2 separate regions of the Homo sapiens genome follow, and region 1 is linked to region 2. Evidence: read pairs that join two places in POLR2A ChIA-PET (ENCODE). Cell type or tissue: HCT116. All regions are shown on one strand.

Region 1 (2,500 bases), 110 kb before region 2:
ATTCATTTAATTCGTACCACAAATATTTACTGAGTGACCGCTGGGTATCAAGACTGGGGAGCAGGATGCTTACAGTCTAACAGTCCTGTCAGTATTGTCTCCATGCTCTTTGTTTTTATCCTTAGAAAGCCCTCCCTCCTCCAGCAAGCTCATAACTGTCCATCAACATGTTTTTCTAGTTACTTTTAAAATTAATTTTAGTGCCTGGAGTGACAGAGAGAGACCCAATATTTTAGTTCTGTTCTTTCCTCCCTCTCTCCCTCCCTCCCTTCCCTCCTCCTCCTCCTTCTTTTTTCTTTCTTTCTTTCTTTCTTTTTCTTTCTTTCTTTCTTTGTTTTTCTTTTCTTTCTCTTTCTTTCCTTTCTTTCTCCTCCCTCCTTCCCTCCCTCCCTCCCTTCCTTCCTTCCTTCTTTCCTTCCTTCCTTTTCTTCTTCCTTTCTTTCCTTCTTTCCTTCTTTTTTTTTTCTTTGAGACAAGGTCTCACTCTGTCACCCAGGCGGGAGTGCAGTGGTACCATCCCAGCTCACTGCAGCCTCAACCTCCCAGGCTCAAGCTATCCTTACACCTCAGTCTCTCAAGTAGCTAGGACTACAGTTGCATGCCACCATGCCCAGCTAATTTTTAAAATTTTTTTTAGAGTTAGGTTCTTCCTACATTGCCCAGGCTGGTCTCAAACTCCTGGGCTCAAGCAATCCTCCAGCCTCAGCCTCCCAAAGTGCTGGGATTACAGGTGTGAGCCACTGCACCTGGCCGTTCTTTTTTCCCAAAATATTCAGTTATCCCAGCATAGTTCCTTCCAAATAGGATGTAATCATTGATAGTTAGGTTTTTAAAGATTGAACTATAACTCGCTGTTAAGTGCACAGATATTTACCAGGTACAGCTTGGTGTGTATGCCCGTGTAAATACCAACAAATGAGTACAGAAACTTCCTCCCTTGCTTGATGGCTTGTAATATGGAAAAAGAAAGAAAGAAAGAAACTTCCTACCCCACCACCCCCTCAGTGCCCGCATGCCCTTCCCAGGTAATTCCTTTCCCTGCAGAATAACCACTATTCTGACTTCTCTCATGGAGTAAATATAGTCTTTCACAGTCCCTCTATTACTAAAGGAAGTGTTTCTTCTTTGACCACGTGATGATGCAGTCGATGCAATCTTAGGTAACATTTTACTGAGGGCTGCCCTGGCCCAGGGCATTGTTCCCAAGGCTTCCAGTGCCCTCATTGCTCCCTGACTATATGATAGAAAGAAAGAGAAGTAGGATCGGGCACAGTGGCTCACGCCTGTAATCCCAGCAATTTGGGAGGCCAAGGCGAGAGGATTGCTTGAGTCTAGGAGTTTGAAACCAGCCTGGGCAACATAACAATACCCCATCTCTACAAAAAATTTTTGAAATAGCCAGGTGTGATGGTGCAGGCCTGTAGTCTTAGCCACTTGGGAGGCTGAGGCAGGAGGATCACTTGTACCTGGAGGTTGAAGCTGCAGTGAGCTATGATTGCACCACTGCTCTCCAGCCTGGGCCACAGAGCAAGACCTAAAAAAAAAAAAAAAAAAAAAGAGAAGTGGCATATGTTAGTCTGTTTTTACACTGCTGATAAAGGCATGAAAGAGGTTTAATGGACTTACAGTTCCACATGGCTGGGGAGGCCTCACAATCATGGTGGAAGGTGAAAGGCACGTCTCATGTGGCAGCAGACAAGAGAAGAGAGCTTGTGCAGGGAATCTCCCCTTTTTAAAACCATCAGATCTCGTGAGACTTATTCACTATCACAAGAACAGCCTGGGAAAGACCTGCCCCCGTGATTCAATTACCTCCCACAGGGCCCCTCCCACAACACATGGAAATTCAAGATGAGATTTGGCGGGGGACATAGCCAAACCATATCATGGTGCTCAGAGAGGAGAAGTGACAGAATTGGCTCCCACAAAGGCCAGGACAGGAACACCTGGCAGCCTGACCCTGGAGCCTTCCCAACTGACCACCACTCTCTACTGCTTAGGAAACCAACCCCACCCCCTGCAGTAGCCTCTATTCCAATGTGAGAGTACTTTCACTCATTCAAATGGAATTTTCTTAGGTCCACAGCAAGTTGCAAAAACAGAACTCCCACGTACTCTGCACCTAGTTTCTCTTAGTGATAATATTTTCCATTAATCATAGTACATCAAATAACATTTATATTTATTTATTTATTTATTTAATTTTTTCTTTTTTGAAACAGTCTCACTCTGTTGCCCAGGCTGGAGTGCAGTGGCAAAACCTCGGCTCACTACAACCTCCACCCCCGACGTTCAAGTGATTGTTGTGCCTCTGCCTCCCAAGTAGCTGGGACTACAGGCATGTGCTACCACACCCAGCTAATTTTTGTATTTTTAGTAGAGACAGGGTTTCTCCATGTTGGCCAGGCTGGTCTCGAACTCCTGACCTCAGGTGATCTGCCCGCCTCAGCCTCCCAAAGTGTTAGGATTACAGGTATGAGCCACTGCACCCGGCCTAAAT
Region 2 (2,500 bases):
GATAGTGTCTCACTCTGTTGCCCCCGGTGGAATGCAGTAGTGTGATCATAGCTCATTGCAGCCTCAAATTCCTGGACTCAAGTGATCCTCCTGCCTCAGTCTCCTGAGTGGCTAGGACTGCAGGTGTGCACTGCCATGTCTGGCTACTTTTTTTATTTTTATTTTTGTGGAAATGGGGTCTCACTATGTTGCCCAGGCTGGTCTTAAACTCCTGGCCTCAGGCTATCCTTGCACCTCAACCTCCCAAAGTATGGGATTACAGGCATGAGCCACCATGCCCAACCAAGGAGAGTTTAACATACTTTCTCTGATATTCAAATTAACTTGCCTTTTTTTCCTTTTGTTTGCTTTTGTTTAATATGCCTTTGCCCATACTTCAATTTTTTATTTTTTATTTTTATTTATTTTTTTTATTTTTGAGATGTAGTCTTGCCCTGTCACCCAGGCTGGAGTGCAGTGTTACAATCTCAGCTCACTGCAGCCTCCACCTCCCAGATTCAAGCTATTCTCCTGCCTCAGCCTCCCAAGTAGCTGGGATTACAGGCATGTGCCAAAACACCCAGCTAATTTTTGTACTTTAAAAGAGACGGGGTTTCACCATGTTGGCCAGGCTGATCTTGAACTCCTGACCTCAGGTGATCCTCCAATCTTGGATTCCCAAAGTGCTGGGATTACAGCCACTGCACCTGGCCATACTTCAATATTTTAAGTTTTATTTTTTGTATTACATATACACATAATTTAAAGAATCAATGAATTCTACAAGTTAACTAAAATAGCACTCTGTAGCCCCTTCCTCCAATTTCTCCTTCCCCAGAGGCAACTACTTTCAATTCTTACACTTGATCCCGTTTTATTTTTTTTTGAGACTGAGTTTCACTCTTGTTGCCCAGGCTGGAGTCCAATGGCGAGATCTCGACTCATCACAACCTCCACCTCCTGGGTTCAAGCGATTCTCCTGCCTCGGCCTCCTGAGTAGCTGGGATTACAGGCATGTGCCACCACGCCCGGCTAATTTTGTATTTTTAGTAGAGATGGGATTCTCCATGTTGGTCAGGCTGCTCTCAAACTCCTGGCCTCAGGTGATCCACCCGCCTTGGCCTCCCAAAGCGCTGGGATTACAGATGTGAGCCACCGCACCTGGCACTTGATCCTTTTAATATTTATCTCCACATCTCCAAATAACATGCTTATATTGGGCCAGGTGTGGTGGCTCACACCTGTGATCTCAGCACTTTGGGAGGCCAAGGCAAGCAGATCACTTGAGGTCAGGAGTTCAGGACCAGCCTGGCCAACATGGCGAAACCCTGTTTCTACTAACAGTACAAAAAATTAGCTTGGCATGGCGACAGGCACCTGTAGTCCCAGCTACTCAAGAGGCTGAAGCATAAGAATTGCTTCAACCTGGGAGGTGGAGGTTGCCGTGAGCTGAGATCTCACCACTGTACTCCAACCTTGGCGACAGAACAAGACTCTGTCCTCCCCCACCCCCTGCCCCCACAAAAAATGCTTTTATTGCAATTTCTTTATTTTTCATTTTGGACCTTAATTATTGACTCCCACTCAGGAAGGTGAGGTTTTAGTCCATTTCCTAATTCTTCTCCAGTCTACATCCCCGCCCCTTCAGTTTCCCAGTATAGTTACATGATCATTTTAGTTAGCTTAGTACTCAAGATTTACATTGTATGATATGTGTACTAATTAGAGCTGGGGCATGTGATAAACTATGATTACAATTCCTTTCCTGTACAACTTTTTATTGTATAAGAAGTTGCCTTTTTGTTTGTTTCAAATTCCTTTTTTTTTTTTTTTTGGAGACAGAATCTCACTTTGTCTCCCAGGGTTGGAGTGGTGTGGTGTGATCATAGCTCACTATAGCCTCAACCTCCTGGGCTCAAGCGATCCTCCCACCCCAGCTTCCTGTGTAGCTGGGACCATAGGCATGCATGCACCACCATGCCCAGCTAATTTTTTGATTTTTTTTTTTTTTTTTTTTGAGACAAGCTGTTGCCCAGGCTGGAGTGCAGTGGTGAGATCACAGCTCACTACAGTCTTGACGTCCCAGGCTCAAGTGACCCTCCCAGCTCAGCCTCTTGAGTAGGTGGGACCACAGGCACACACCACCATGCTTAGATGATTTTTTTTTCCATAGATGAGGTCTTGCTATGTTGCCCAGCCTAGTCTCAAGCTCCTGGGCTCAAGCAATCCTCCTGCCTTGGCCTCCCAAAGTGCTGGGATTACAGGCGTGAACCACTGCACCTGGCCAACTGTTTTGATTTCTTGTAGAGACAGGGTCTTGCCATGTTGCCCTGGCTGGCGTCAAACTCCTGGGCTCAAGTGATCCTTGGCCTCCAGGTGTGAGCCACTGCTCCCAGCCTCAAATACTTTTTAATAACTGAACCCCAAACTCTCCTCCAATTGTCTAAACACCCCTCAATTGTTTCATTCACACAAAATATGGTATCAGTTTCCCTTTCCTGAAGAAGTCTCTCCCAAAGCA

The links. ChIA-PET counts read pairs that join two places held together with the same protein. Peaks named below come from ENCODE experiments on the same cell type or tissue, not always from the same donor. Only the 100,000 strongest peaks of a DNase experiment are listed, where the experiment ranks them.
Region 1: POLR2A ChIA-PET joins it to region 2 with 7 read pairs; 6 of 35 experiments call an interaction of 5 or more read pairs at or near these places.

The regions. Positions count from the first base shown.
Region 1 is chr20:38,629,769-38,632,268 of GRCh38, forward strand. The region is part of intron 5 of ARHGAP40 (Rho GTPase activating protein 40); the gene reads left to right. Among named protein-coding and RNA genes, the nearest start is that of ARHGAP40, 29 kb to the left of the region's middle. In HCT116, no CTCF peak of the experiment used is centred here; a DNase peak (open chromatin) is centred at 1,173.
Region 2 is chr20:38,737,888-38,740,387 of GRCh38, forward strand. No RefSeq gene overlaps it. Among named protein-coding and RNA genes, the nearest start is that of ACTR5, 9.3 kb to the right of the region's middle. In HCT116, no CTCF peak of the experiment used is centred here; no DNase peak of the experiment used is centred here.